2 separate regions of the Homo sapiens genome follow, and region 1 is linked to region 2. Evidence: read pairs that join two places in POLR2A ChIA-PET (ENCODE). Cell type or tissue: OCI-LY7. All regions are shown on one strand. Each heading gives the region's core, and the rest is flanking DNA. Links, peaks and the distances in the headings are about the cores only.

Region 1 (10,545 bases), core at 2,882-7,881, 79 kb before region 2:
TAAGTATGATGTCTCAGGCAAAACTTGGTTAATGCGGACATGAAGTTGAATATATAAAATTAATGACAGATATTAAAATGTGTAAATGCAATTGATTTTTTTTTTCCAGTCTCACTGTCGCCCAGGCTGGAGTGCAGTGGCACAATCTGCAACCTCCGCCTCCTGGGTTCAAGTGATTCTTGTGCCTCAGCCTCTGCAGTAGCTGGGATTACAGGTGCCTGCCACCATGCCTGGCTAATTTTTGTACTTTTAGTAGAGATGGGTTTCACCATATTGACCAGGCTGGTCTCAAGCTCCTGGCCTCAAGTGATCTGCCTGCCTCGGCCACTCAAAAGTGCTGGGATTACAGGGGTGAGCCACCATGCCCGACCTAAATGCAATAGTTAACAATTTACAATACCATTAACCTTAACAAGGCAAGATTTTGCCCATGCCCATGTTATTCCCTGAAAATTTGGGCACCACTGGATGTCCAGTTAATCAGTAAAGATGATAGAGTCACAAGTTGAGAAATGATCCTATAAGTGTAGTAAAAGTGGTATAAAAGAGCCTCATTGACCGGGCGCAGTGGCTCATGCCTGTAATCTCAGCATTTTGGGAGGTCGAGGTGGGTGGATCACGAGGTCAAGAGTTTGAGACCAGCCTGGCCAATATGGTGAAACCCCGTCTCTACTAAAAATACAAAAAATAGCCAGGCATGGTGGTGCGCGCCTGTAGTCCCAGCTACCTGGGAGGCTGAGGCAGGAGAATTGCTTGAACCTGGGAGACGGAGGTTGCAGTGAGCCGAGATCACCCCACTGCACTCCAGCCTAAGTGACAGAGGGAGACTTTGTCTTAAAAAAAAAAAAAGCCTCATTCAGTTTATGTTTGCATGAAATATGATACATAGTATTACCACATTCAGGCCATATGAGTAAATTATACATCCTCCAAAATTATATATATACATTTGTCTTTCATTTACTTATGACCATTTACTCAATGTTCTGTTTTTAACGTGTTAGCATTTTCTTTCATTATTCCAGTTATTAATGGTTGCATTTTCTGGAATCTCTTCTTATTAAACTTGGGTAAATATAGAATACATTTGAAAAGAACAGACCAAGAGAGAACTTCTGAAAGAAATTCCATTCAATCAAGCAATCAAAGAACCATCCAGTGTGTCAATATTCAATAATCCCCCAAAACCTTTGTCTCCTGTCTCACAATGACACTGTCAGCTTCAAGAACAGGAAACCATCATCAGAGGCTTCTTCCTAGAGACTGCAACCCCATGCTTTCCTTCCAGCATTGCCCCATCCACTCCAACTGGGTCCTCCTTCTTCATAGGTCCACCGTTTCTTTGCTCTTTGTCTTAGTTTTGGTTCCCCCAGAAGCCAGATCCTAAGGCATTAATATGTACACAAGTAGCTTACTTGGGTAGTGATCTCAGGAAATATGGGCAAGGGAAGTGAGACAAAGAGGGAAGGCAATCAATAAAAAGGGCATGTTTTCAAGTGGGTTAGTACTGTGGGTAATGGACTTAATCCCTCTGGAGAATTTTGGGTACCAGTGTAAAATTCATGCCTCTGAGTTACTCTACCAGAGTAGCAAAGGAGCTGAAGTATTCATACCCCAACTCCTATCAATCATTAGTTAAAGGCTGCACTTAAGGCATTACATCTCCTCAAACCTATGCTCACATATGGAGCTCCAGCCACCAGAGAAGGCCATTAAGCAAGATGGTCCAGCTGCTGGCACTTGGTAAGGCTCAGGAGACATGGGCAGGGCACCAACTGTATCTGCCACACTGCTATCTGTGATCCCAATCTAGTACACTAAGACCCATGATTAAAAGCCAGGGATTACAAAATAGGAAAGAAGATCAAAGGCTTTGGAGTCAGACTGATTGGTTTCAAAACCTGATTTCTTAACCTTTCTAAGCTTCAAAATTCCATAGAGGATTGTTACGGAGATTGAATAATGTAATCCATGTAAAAGTATCCAGTATTGTGACTAGCACATAGTACATATTCCCAAAAATGCTAGTTAATAATATTAACACCTGATCCCCTCATGGAGACATAAAACTGAACAGGACCTACTTTGTTCTCTGGCCAGATTGCCCAGCAGGGACCCAGCAATTCCAGTTTTGCTACTGGCATAGCATTTACACTGGTGTCGGTGAGCAGAACTGACTAAAGGACTGGGCCTCAGTTCAAGTAGTCATCAAGATATGGCCAGATGAAGCCCTGCATTGTCATCAGTGCAGAGTGGGTTGCTTCAAGCTGCGTGGGGCTCTATGGAACCCGGAAGAGTAGATGGATCTCCTAAGGAAGGAATAGGTTCTAGAGCAAGCCCACCTGGTGGTCCAACTTAGCCTCTTTACACTATTTTCCTACCCAGCCACTCAGTCTAAGTTTTTTAATGTTTATGAGAAAAAGGGAGAAAAGAACTAGTACTTATCCTTCTCAATATCAAGTTCTAATGCAGCAATATAACTGCCCTTCCAATAAGCAAAGTATTTTTGGAATTCCTTAGTTCAAATGAAATTACATGGTTCACATGCTCAAGGCATTTTTTTCCAAATGTTTTTCATTCCCAGTCAGTAGAGACCAGACTTTTGGAAAAACTCAAACTTTCATTAAAGCTCAGCCATGCAGGATATAAAAGCTGGGTGGGTCCACTTTGATTTTGCTTCGTTGCTAACCATTTCCACTTAACTGACAGCAAGAACAGATTTTTGGAAGAGAATGCAAAGGGCATGGAGAGGCCCGTGACATCACATAAAAACTCTAGCAAAAGAAAACTTAGAGAAGAAAATTTACTGTATTTTCCAAACAGCAGAAAACACTAATTTTTCAATTTTTAATATAGAATCTGAAATAAATATATAGCAAATTTATTTCAGTACAATATGGTATTTTTCTAAATCACTGATCATGAAGACTACAGTTGAAATACCAAATTTTAAAAAACAGCCACTAATATTTATAGACCCCTAATAAAAATATTGCCTTCCCTTGGAAAACCAAACATCATATGTTCTCACTCATAAGTGGGAGATAAGCTATGGGGATGCAAAGGCGTAAGAATGACACAATGGACTTTGGGGACTCAGAGGAAGAGTGGGAAGGGGGTGAGAGATAAAAGACTACAAATTGGGTTCAGCGTATACTGCTCAGGAGATGGATGCACCAAAGTCTCACAAATCACCACTAAAGAACTTACTCATGTAACCAGACACCACCTGTTCCCCAAAAACCTATGGAAATCAAAAATTAAAAAATAAAAATATAGGAAAGTGCTTTGTACATGTCAAAAAATGTTGCCTTTCTTAATAAAAATAAACGGTTCTCCAAAGTTCACTGGAAGGAGAATCTCCACATGGGGAAGAATAGCTAGATCTTACATCCTGCTAATTTTGTCTTCCCTTGGCCTGTGGGGGAGGGCGCTATTCCCCTCTTTACTATTGTCCTAAGACCAGGCAGTGGACTGGTTTGATCCCAAGAACACTCCCTAATAAAATTCCTTCACCCCAATCTCTGTCCAGACTGTGCTTCACTGAGAACCCAATTTGTGGCAGTTACCCATGGCCAAAGTACATAGACCTTAACACTTTAACTCCCCAAGTCTAGACCCAGAAAAGTGAGAACAAGAAAAAGTCAAAGCAGCTTATTGACTGTGTGGAAGTGGCTTTGTTCAATTGATTGGTGGTGGTAATGATCACTCCTTTACAGGAGGAAGTTAGCCTTTCTCTTTTGAGGTTTCTACATGATAACCATATTGGAATATATCCCAATAGGTAGAGTATCCATAAAATTGTGAGTTGTGGGTTTTGGGGGCATTTTGTTATACGCTATCTTAGAAATAGAGTCCAAATCAGTTAATAAAAAAGAAAAGGGAGAGTGACAATATTATTGCATAGAAACGAAAGAAGTACTGATACATCTCACTTTGTAAAAAAAGAAACACATTTCAGAAAAAGTTAGCTATGAATTATATTTTTATATTAAATTTTATTTTAAAGTCAGTAATGAAACACACCATCTAAAGATTTTTATGACAGTTTTTTGCAGCGAAAAGCTTACAAATTTACATTATTACCTTCCAATTTGTTATTTTGTGAAACTAAAAATGATAAAAATTTCTTTTTTTCTTTTTTCTTTATGAAAAGGGTTTCCCACTCAAAATTTATTTTTATCATTTAAAATGATAAATGATTAAAATTTTTTTATCATTTAAAAGTGTTACTCTTTTAAATCACTGAGATGATTTAAAATAAAGTATATTACTGAAAATCTTAAAACCACAGCAAGACACTTAATATAAAATTACATTAAACTCTAATTAGTTTCTTTTGGCCCAATATTTTTAGATAAAGAAATTACTTCAAGTTGCATATGCTATAATGTTCTTGAGATTAGCCAAACTTTTTCGCAGTACTGGAACTTTGTTGTATTATTATTGCTCAAAATAAATTCATTGACAAAGAGTTATTATTATCTCCCTAACAATTTTATTTCTAAGGCTATGTTTTGATAATGGTTTTAACATTCATCCTGGATGAGTGGCTAAGAATCTGGAAATGAAAATTAGGAATGTACTTATCCTCTTCTGCCAAAGAGTGTTTTCTTTTTCCCCCAGATTAGTAGTCACAGAGTAACCATGGATTATGGTTACCAAATTGGTACCAAATTTGGATCTCGTATGGAGAACTCGGCCTTAGCTCGAATGCAGCAATTCACATTTAAATAAAATGAATATTTAGATGCTGTGCTCAAATTTAGATAAGAGTATATTGTAGTGATTCTGGGGGAAATCAGTCTTAAGATCACATCTATTTGCAGTGGAATGAGGAATTTCCTTTGGAGAATAATTAGTAGAACTATTATTGCAAAGCTGCCTAAGCCCTCTTATGTGATATAATCAGAGGCAACTGGCAAAAGAACATGAGTCAAGAATATCCCTCGGACAGCCTGTACCTAGATCAAAAATACTGACGTGCACTCTCTTACGAAGAGTTTCAGATGCATAAGACTTTTTTTTTTTTTAAAAACAGGCTTCTAGGTAACAAGTCACTTCACTTCTCTGGGCCTCTTAAACTTCTCATATGAAAATAGACTAGATGAACCTGGAGAGACATTTTCTGCCTGATGTGGAAAGTGAAAGTGAAGAAATTAGCTGTATTTCCTAACACTCAGGAGGTAGGTGCAGGGTCCATAGCTCCTCCAGCTCCTGTGGATCTTATGCTTCAGCTTCTCTAACTCTTGGGTCAGAGGTGTGTTTAACTCCTCCTCCACCAGAGGTTTGGAGGTGGTGAGAGACCAATGCAGATTCCAGTCCATCCTCATGGATTCCAGTTTGTCCTCGCTTCCTGCTCTCTACCTCCTGACCACTGGTCCTGTGAACTTCAGCTCCAGCACTAGACACAGAAACAACAGCCTCCCCTAGAGAGTATAACCAGCTTCCACAATTGCATACAGTCAAGTCTCTAAATCCGTTTTGTCAATTTATCTTAGTAGTTCTACTTCTATGAACAAACCTTGACTGATTACATTTGGGTTGTTATGTTTTTAACAAAAAGTGCTACTGTGCATATTCATGTTCATATTTTCTGGTGCACTTGTGCAAGCATTCCTCTACAATATATACCTGAGCTTACATATTGCTGGATTGTAGAATGTACAGTACTTAACTTTGTAAGATAATGCCAAATCCTATTCCAGGGTGGTTGTGCCAATTTATGTTCACACCAGCATTGTTTAAGAGTTCCCGTTGATCTGTCTTTGGGAAAAATTAATATAGTAATATTTCTTTTTAAATGTTTTTTAGAGACAGGGTCTCACTATGTTGCTCAGGTTAGAGTCAAACTCCTGGGCTCAAGTGATTCTCCTACTTCAGCCTCCTAAGTAACTGGGACTACAGACATCCACCACTGCACCCAGCAGTAATACTTAACTTTAGTTCATCAGGAGAGTATAATATGTTTACTCATTATAATCTTAATTTACATTTATATGATCACTGTGAAGTAGAGAATCTTTTCATGTATTTTTTCTTCATTCATATTTCCTCTTTTGCAAAATGACTATTCATGCCTCCCTTTTTTGTGGCATTGTTTGTCATTTAATTATTGATAAATAGAAAGAGTTCTTCATGCATTCTGGAAACAAATCCTTTAGTGTTATATGCAGTGGTGTACTGGAGCTGGCTTGTGTAGACTCGTCTGAGAGATTTTGTGTATGTCTTCCTAACTTCATGTTTAGCAACATCATGTTGGTGGCTTGAAATAAACTTTTCCACCTTGAAAAGAATCAAACCCAACAAATCATGGCTTTTTTCATCTCTGCAAAGCTAGGTTTTTAAAACATGTATGGGCGTACCACTAGTTATATATAGCAAATATCTACTACTGGCTTGTCGCTTGTCTACAAATTCTTGTTTGGAGTATTTTGAAAAATAGAAAGTCAAATTTGTTAATCTCTTCAGTTTTAGATAAGTTTTTTGGGGTGTTTTGTGTTCTCAGTTTCAGACAAGCCTGTTTTTGTTTTGTATGTGTTTTCTTTACCCCAGGAAACTAAAGATATTATCCTATAGATGTTTAAAATATCAGCTTTCACATCCAAGTCTTGCATGCATCTAGAATTGACTTACGTATCATGTTGGGTAGGAATCCAGTTTCATTTTTCCCCATATTCTCCCAGCACCACTTATTGACTAATTCTCCCTTTCTTGATTATATACAATACCACCTCTGTTATATATGATGTCCAAATATGTGTGGCTCTGTTTCCCAAGTCTCTACTATACCATTAACCCATTTGTGTATTGCAGCGTTAATACCACTCTCTTAATTAACTTTGTAATCAAAGTCCTCAAACAGGATAAAGCATACCTCCTACCTTGTTCTTCTCCAAAAGAGTCTTTGTTATATTTTTGACCTTTGTTCATCCATAGGAATTTTAGAATCAGCTTCTTAGTTTCTTGGGAAAAAAAGTGTGATTTGGCATCAAATTACACTGAATCTGTAGGTCAAATTGGGAAAAACTGGTAACTTCACAATAGAAAGTCTTCGTTTTGAATGTCGTCTTTTATTTATTTCTATAGTAGATCTTCTCTGATGTTTATCAAATAGAGTTTTAGAATTTATTCCATATAGGTCTCCTATAACTTCATTAGATGTAATTTATACTTTTTTGTTGTTATGGTGTATTAGTCTTTTATGCTGCTAATAAAGACATACCAGAGACTGGGTAATTGATAAAGAACAAGAGGTTTCATAGACTCACAGTTCCACGTGGCTCGGGAGGCCTCACAATCATGGCAGAAGGCAAAGGAGGAGCAAAGTCATGTCTTACATGGCAGCAGGTAAGGAAAGCTTGTGTAGAGGAATTCCCCCTTATAAAACCATCAGATCTCGTGATATTTACTCTCATAAGAACAGCACAGAAAAGACCCAACCCCGTGATTCAATTACCTCCCACCGAGTCCCTCCCAAGACATGTGGAAATGATGGGAGTTACAGTTCAAGATGAGATTTGGGTGGGGACATAGCCAAACCATATCATATGGTAAACTGCTTTTATACTTTTTAAATTTTCTGTTTGTTGCCAATGCTTAGAAATATATTTGGTTGTGCGTATTGGTCTTCTATTCAGCCATGTTGGTTAGCTCTGTTATTGTTAAATTATTATTTATTTTTGAGACAGAGTTTTGCTCTTGTTGCTCAGGCTGGAAGTGCAATGGCATGATCTTGGCTCACCGCAACCCCTGCCTCCCGGGTTCAAGCGATTCTTCTGTCTCAGCCTCCTGAGTAGCTAGAATTACAGGCGAGTGCTGCCACGCCTGGCTAATTTTGTATTTTTAGTAGAGATGGGGTTTCTCCATGTTGATCAGGTTGGTCTGGAACTCCTGACTTCAGGTGATCTGCCCTCCTCGACCTCCCAAAGTGCTGGGATTACAGGCGTGAGCCACACACCTGGCCAGCTCTGTTATTATTACCAAGAATTTGCCTGTAGATTTTGTGGGACTTTCTGTTTAGAGAATTATATCCTTATGAATGAAGTATATTCCAATACTCCTACCTTTTATTGCTGTTCCCAATCTTTGTACTTGTTGCTGCTTTTTCTTGTCTTAATGCACTTAGAAAATCCACTATAATGTTGAGTAGAAGTAAATAGGACTTCTAAGTCTTGTTCCTGATTTTAATAAGTCTGCTCATTATCTGCTGCATCTTTTGAGATTATCATATTTTTCCCCTGTAGTCTGTTAATGCGGTAAATTTTACATATATATATATATTTTTGTTTGTTTGTTTGTTTGTTTGGTTTTTGAGATGGTGTTTCACTCTTGCTGCCTAGGCTGGAGTGCAATGGTGCGATCTCAGCTCGCTGCAAACTCTGCCTCCTGGATTCAAGCGATTCTCGTGCCTCAGCCTCCCGAGTAGCTGGGATTACAGGTGTGTGCCACCACACCTGGCTAATTTTTGTATTTTTAGCAGAGAAAGGGTTTCACCATGTTGGTCAGGCTGGTCTCAAACTCCTGACCTCAGGTGATTTACCTGCCTTGGCCTCCCAAAGTGCTGGGATTTCAGGCATGAGCCACTGTGCCTGGCCAATGAATTATATTTTTATATTTTCTTTTCTTTATTATTATTATTATTATTATTTTGAGACAGGGTCTTGCTCTGTTGCCCAGGCTGGAGGGCAGTGGTGCCATCTTGGCTCACTGTAACCTTCACTTCCAGGCTCAAGTGATTCTCTCACCTCAGCCTCCCAAGTAGCTGGGACTACAGGCATGTGCTACCAAGCCTGGCTAATTTTTGTATTTTTTTTGGTAGAGACGGGGTTTTACCATGTTGCCCCGGTTGGTCTCTAACTCTTGGGCTCAAGTAATTCACCCACCTTGGCCTCTCAAGGCACTGGGGCTACAGGTGTGAGCCACCATGCCTAGCCATATTTTTTATTTCCTAATGTTTAACTGCGCTTGCATTTCTGGTTAAACTCAACTTGTTTATGATGTATTATCTATTTGAAATAAACTCCTAAGCTTGTTTCATTAGTATTTAATTTGAATTTGTAGCTATGTTTATGAGTGAGATTGGTTCAAAAGGTTTCTTTATTGTCCTGTCCTTCTTTGGTTTTGCTATCAAGGTTACGTTAATATCATTGAGTGAATTGTGTCATAGTCCCTCTTTTTCTGTTTTATAGGACATTTTTAAAGATTGGAATGATCTCGTTCTTGAAACCTAGGTGTAAGTAATTTGTAAACATATCTGAACTAAATATTTTCTTTGTGGGAAGATTTAAAAATATTGATTGCATTTCTTTGGTAGATACAAAACAATTCAGGTTCTCTGTTTTTGAGTAAGTTTTGGTAAATTATAGTTTTCTAGGAATTTGCCCATTTCACCTAAGTTTTTGAATATGTGGCCTAAATTGATTCAGAGTAGCTCATCTAAAAAAATCTTTGCCTTGTCTGTGATTAGGTCCCTTTTTATTCTAATATTGCTTATTTGTGCCTTCTTTTTTTTTCCTCGCTCAATCTCAGCAGAGATTGTTCTGTTTATAAAATAAAACTTTTAATTTTGTGGATTCTTTTTTTGTAGCTTTGTTTACTTTTTTCTGAACCTCTGTTTTTATCTCTGTTATCTATTTCCTCCTACTTTGATTGTTTTTCTATTTTTCCTCCTAATTTCTTGAGTTGAACACAAAGCTCATTAATTTTTAACCTTTCTTCTTGTCTGAAACAAGCTTTCAAATTAATAAATTGTCCTTAGAGAATGACTTTGACTGTTTTACAGAACATGGTAGGTGATATTTTCATTATCATTCGGCTTTTAGGATTTTTACATTTCTTCCATAATTTTTTCTTTGACACATGAATTACCTACAAGTGTGTTTCCACATTTTTCAATATATAAGAACTTTTATAGATTTATCTTTTGTTATTGCCTCTAACTTAATTACTTTGCGCACAGAGAATGAGGACTGTGTTATAATTTTGTGAGACTTGCCATATGGTCTAATAAATGGACAATTTTTGTAATTGCACTATGATATTTAAGAAAAATAAGTGCATTTGCCAACTGTTGGATGCAGAATTTTTATCTATTTGATTGTTATTAATTGTGTTGTTCAGATCTTCCATATTTTTAATATCTTTGCTTTGGGTGGTCTGTTGGTAATTGAGAGAGATATATTGAAAGCTCTCATTGGCAATTTCTCTTTGTAGTTCAGTAAATATTTGCTTTATATATTTGAAACAATTTTTCTAGGTGTAAAACTTTGAAGTTATTATATCACTGACAATTGGAACGTTTATAAAAATCAAGTAGTGGTCCCTCTCTAACTCTAACGATACCTATTTTCATCAGTCTATTTTGTGTGATTTTTAATATACACTTCTGTTTTTTTGGTTACTGTTTTCCTGCTACATCTTTCAACCATTTTGTGTCTTAAGTTTTAGGTTTTTCTTTTGAAAGAGCATGTAGTTAGAGGTTTTTTGTTTGTTTGTTCCCCAATCTGTCTTTTACTATAAAGTTTAGATTTATATTTATTATAA
Region 2 (5,000 bases), core at 1-5,000:
TTTCATCAAACTGCAACTTGCCTGTGATCACACAAATTGGCATTCTTAATTGCCACACAGCACACTTGATAGTGATATGCACAAACTTGAGATTTATTTCAAATGACCGACATTTTTGGCTTGCCTCTATCCCTGTTTTAACCATGGCTAGAACATTAATGTGCCTTTCTACAGAGAGGAGTTCACGTGTGCCCAGCATTCTTTTGTGCAGGAGGGGCACAGGGGCAGGGCTATAAGGTGAGTGTACATGTGTAAAACAATGCTAATCATATCTGCACTTGCTGTGCCAGGTTGCAAAGACCCTGGAATAAGGCATGTAAAAAGAGATTTCCTGTATGATTCTTTTATTTTAATCCACTGCACACTTGGAATAGCTCTCACCTCAGAATCTCCATAATGGGACCCTCTTAAGGGCAGATCCCTTTATGATGGAAGCCGTCCTTAAATACTTGAGTTATTAAGTCCCTTATAACTTAATGCAGAGCCACCTGATACCAAATCCAATCTGTCCTTGAAGAATAATATTCAACTATTCATCAAATATGTAGTAATCATATGCCAAGTTCAAGAATTACCTACTACTTTTACTCTTCTATAATACTTCTCTTGTTTAATTACATTTGATAAACAGGAAACAGGGAAGAAAATGGGGCTTACAAGGAAGGTTAGTTGCTGAGTCTGCATAACAACAAGAATTAAATAGATGACTTTGGGTAGAGACTGTTGAATCTATTTAGCAAATTTATTTACTGCACTATGCTTTCTTGTCATAAGAAAGGGAACGCCTATAACTTCCTCTGGAACTCCCCTTAGCTTACAGCAGAACTCCCCTCTTTACTGCCTGGGCCTTTGATAAAAGTCCATTTTCTTCCTATTTTTCCTGTCTGCCTTGTAAGAATGCGTGCCAGGAGTGATAGGCATAAAATATGCTACTTGTCAGACAGGTGACATTTTTCAGCTAATATTTACAAGAGAAAAGAGCAATTAGCAAACATGAATCATATGTCTGAATAGCTCAGAATACCTAGAAGATTAATTGTTACTTGGTCTAATTTTGCCCCAAGTAAAGTTTCTAAGACATGCAAACTTTGAGCTTGATTACTCCATACAAAATAAGAGGTTTAGGCAATGCAATAGATTTTTGAAATCCTGAAACATTCTTGCTTATTGTAAGTTACAGAGGCAATCAAGACACTGATGCAAACAATTCTATGAAGAGGTTTTTTCTCAAGCCCAGCTGCAAATTAGATTCACTAAGCAGAGGGCCTCAATCTTGGCTAACATTGGAATCACCTGGGAGGCTTTTAAAACACACTAATGCCCAGGCACTACTTTGGATCTGTTAAAATTACATTATTTTGGAGATGAGGTCAGCATCATTAAAGATTTTCTTTTCCTGGGAGCTTCTAAAGTGCAGACAGTATTGCGAACCATTAGTTACACAAAGTAACATTTGCACGTGCAAGCGTCTTTTACCACCTTGCCTTCAAAGTGTTGTCCTCAACTTCACCTGGAAGCTAGGTAGAAATGTAGAATTTCAAGCCTTCCCCAGACCTAGGGAATCAGGATCTGCATTTTAAGAAGGTCACGGTGATTTGCATGCACATTAATGTTTGAGAAGTAGAGTTATAACACTGGTCTGCATTTGGACTGTCACTGGGAAGTAGCGTAATAGTTGATATTTCTTAAACACAGTAAGTCAGACACTGGGCTAGCCCATCATTTCATCTGATCCTCCCAGCAACTCTGCGAGGTAGATGTTGCTATCCACATTTTACAGATGGGGAAACTGAGGCTCAAAGAAGTGATGCAACTTGCCCAAGGTCAAAGAATGGTAGCTCATGGAACCGGAATTCAAATTCATCTCTGTGTCTTCAATGCACATTTATTTCTGTGCTACCAATGACTGCAGTTATGACTATATATCCACTGGCATGTGTACACTACATCCATGAGTGAGTTTTTTTTTTTTTTTTGCTGTATGCTAAGGAAAAGATGTTTTGTTTTCTACTTTACATGCCACATGGTTATTAAATTAAGCTTCAACCTAGGATTGAACTCCTGAAGGTATTAGACAAAGGAGAAAACTGGAAGGTTTCCACAACTACAAAATTAAGCTGACAACACAGGCTTTCCATTCATGTGGGGCCCTTAACTAAACTAAAGGGCAAAAGACTTGGCAAAAGCATGAAAAATTCATGTATGCAGGTCCTTTTGCTAGATTAGAACACCTAGCTTGATGCATTTCAAAAATTCTTGGGGGAGCTTTGCATTTTATTGCAATGAAGCATCAATGGTAGTCAGCACCTGTCACTTATTCAGGAAACACACAACGAATTATTTGCATTACCTCCCAAGATAGCTTCCTCTTGAAACTAAGTTTATATTTTATCCCCCACATTTAACAACAGAAGTGTAAGTTTTTTCAGACTTGCCACGTAATGTACTTGAGAAGTAAGGGTGGGGTGGGGGGGTGCTTTACATAGCCACATTCTTCAGAAAACTCTGAAGTTCCTGGTTTAGGACAAAATCCTGCTCTAAGCACCTGACTCATGCTCTGCTCAGTGTAGGAGGACTGCATGGAGACATGTCTTCGCATAGAAATCCTTTCCCCAACCTGATTATTCTCCTTTGTTTATCTCAGCAGTCAGCAGGGTAGTTTTGGATCTAAAGATAGGCGAAGTGGAGTAACCTAGGCTGAGGTCTGTGCCCCAGAATGACCTCAGGCATCACCATGGTCATTGTGGCCCTCTGGTTTTCATCTACCTCTGGAGTACGAAGAGAGAAGAAAAACATCAATGAAAAAAGACTGGGGTGGCTCTTTCCTCTAAGACATGACAAGGTATAAAAAATATTTCTGGGTTATAAGATGTCCTTAGATTTTGAAATAAAAATGTAAGAAAAAAAACAAATATAAGTGTGATATTTGCAAAAGGATATACACATAAGTTAATGGAACAAAAAGTCCAGAAATAGACCCACATAAATATGACTAATTGATTTTGATGAAGATTCAAAGGCTATTGAATGGGGAAAGGATGGGTGTTTTTTAACAAATGGGGCTGGAACAACTGAACATCTACATGTAAAACTAAAATGAGCTTAACCTATACATCACACCTTATATAAAAATTAAAATGGATTATAAACCTTACATATAGAATATACAACTACAAAATGTGTAGAAGAAAATATAGAAGACAATCTTTTACATCTTGGGTTATGTAAAGAGTTTTTGGATATGATACCAAAAGCATGATCCATAAAAGAAAACATTGATAAATCAAACTTCATCAAAATTAAAATCTTTGCTCTGCAAAAGACACAGTTAAGAAAATGAAAAGACAAGCTACAGACTTCAAAAGAATATTTGAAAATCAATATCTGATAAAGAACTTGTATCTAGAATAAAGAACTCTTAAGGTCGTGGCAGTGGCTCACACCTGTAATCCCAGCACTTTGGGAGGCCAAGGTGGGTGGGCCACTTGAGGTCAGAAGCTTGAGACAGCCTGGCCAACATAGTGAAACCCCGACTCTACTGAAAATACAAACATAAGCCAAGCATGGTGGTACATGCCTGTAATTCCAGCCAGTCAAGAGGCTGAGGCTGGAGAATCGCTTAAACTTGGGAGGCAGAGGCTGTAGTGAGCCACGACAGTGAACTCCAGCCTGGGCGACTGATGGAGACTGCGTCTCAAAAAAATAGAGAATTTTTAAAACCTTACAATAAGAAAATAAACAATAATTAAACAATCGTTTAATTCCTTAGTATACAATTACAAAGGATGAAATGATTTGAATGTCACCAATGAAGATATACAATAAGTACATAAAAACTTAACTAAGGCCAGGTGCAGTGGCTTATGCCTGTAATCCCAGCATTTTGGGAGGCTGAGGCGAGAAGATGGCTTGAGTCCAGGAGTTTGAGACTGGCCTGGGAAACACAAGGAGACCCCATGTCTACAAAATTAAAAAAAAAAAATTAGCCAGGCATGGTGGCATGGCCTGTAGTCCCAGTTACTACAGAGTCTGAGGTGGGAGAATCGCTTGAGCCTGAGAGATCGAGGCTGCAGTGAGCTATGATTATACCACTGTATTCCAATCTGGGCAACAGAGTGATACCCTGTCTCAAAAAAAGAAAAAAATATGTGTGTGTGTGTGTATATATATATAAAATATATATATAATATATAAAATATGTATATTATATATAAGATTATAAAATAATATATAAATATATGTATACTTAATATCATTAGTCATTAGGAAAATGCAAGTTAGAACCACTTCTACACACCTATTAGAATGACTTAAGAAAAGAGCAGGGCGTGGTGGCTCATGCCTGTAATCCCAGCATTTTGGGAGGCCAAGGTGGGTGGATCACCTGAGGTCAGGAGTTCAAGACCAGCCTGGTCAATATGGCAAAACCCCGTCTCTATTAAAAATACAAAACAAAAGAAGGGCATGGTGGTGGGTGCCTGTAATCCCAGCTACTTGGGAGGCTGAGGCAGGAGAATAGCCTGAACCCGGGAGGCGGAGGTTGCAGTAAGCCAAGATCACGGCATTGCACTTTAGCCTGGGTGACAGAGCGAAACTCTGTCTCAAAAAAAAAGAAAAAATAGAAAAGAATACCAGTGCTGGGAAGGATGAGGAACAATTAGAACTCTCATATACTTGCTGGTGGGAATGAAAAAATGGTACAGCCACTATGGAAAGGTTTGGCAGTTTCTCACAATAAACCATACACTTACCATGTGACCTAGCAATCCCACTTCTAGGTATTTATCCAAGTGAAATGAAAACCTAGGTTTGCCCAAAAAAACCTATATGCAAATATTTATAATAACTTTATTTGTAATCACCCAAAATGGGAAATACCCAAATGTGCCCCAATTGGGGAATTTATAAACAAAATATAGTATACATACACTAGAATATACTCAACAGCAAACAGGTATAAATTATTGATTCACACAACAATATGAATGAATTTCAAATGC

The links. Peaks named below come from ENCODE experiments on the same cell type or tissue, not always from the same donor. Only the 100,000 strongest peaks of a DNase experiment are listed, where the experiment ranks them.
Region 1: POLR2A ChIA-PET joins it to region 2 with 8 read pairs; 3 of 35 experiments call an interaction of 5 or more read pairs at or near these places.

What each region holds. Positions count from the first base shown.
Region 1 is chr9:5,603,582-5,614,126 of GRCh38, reverse strand. The region is part of intron 1 of INCR1 (interferon stimulated noncoding RNA 1); the gene reads left to right. Among named protein-coding and RNA genes, the nearest start is that of RIC1, 20 kb to the left of the region's middle. RefSeq lists an enhancer at 5,054-5,103. In OCI-LY7, for the core only: CTCF peaks have their summits at 3,435 and 5,418; a DNase peak (open chromatin) is centred at 5,196; H3K4me3 peaks cover 1,239 bases; H3K27ac peaks cover 1,104 bases.
Region 2 is chr9:5,527,450-5,532,449 of GRCh38, reverse strand. All of the region lies in intron 2 of PDCD1LG2 (programmed cell death 1 ligand 2), which reads right to left. All of the region lies in intron 1 of INCR1 (interferon stimulated noncoding RNA 1), which reads left to right. Among named protein-coding and RNA genes, the nearest start is that of PDCD1LG2, 19 kb to the right of the region's middle. RefSeq lists an enhancer at 832-881. In OCI-LY7, for the core only: no CTCF peak of the experiment used is centred there; a DNase peak (open chromatin) is centred at 2,369; H3K4me3 peaks cover 1,472 bases; H3K27ac peaks cover 1,211 bases.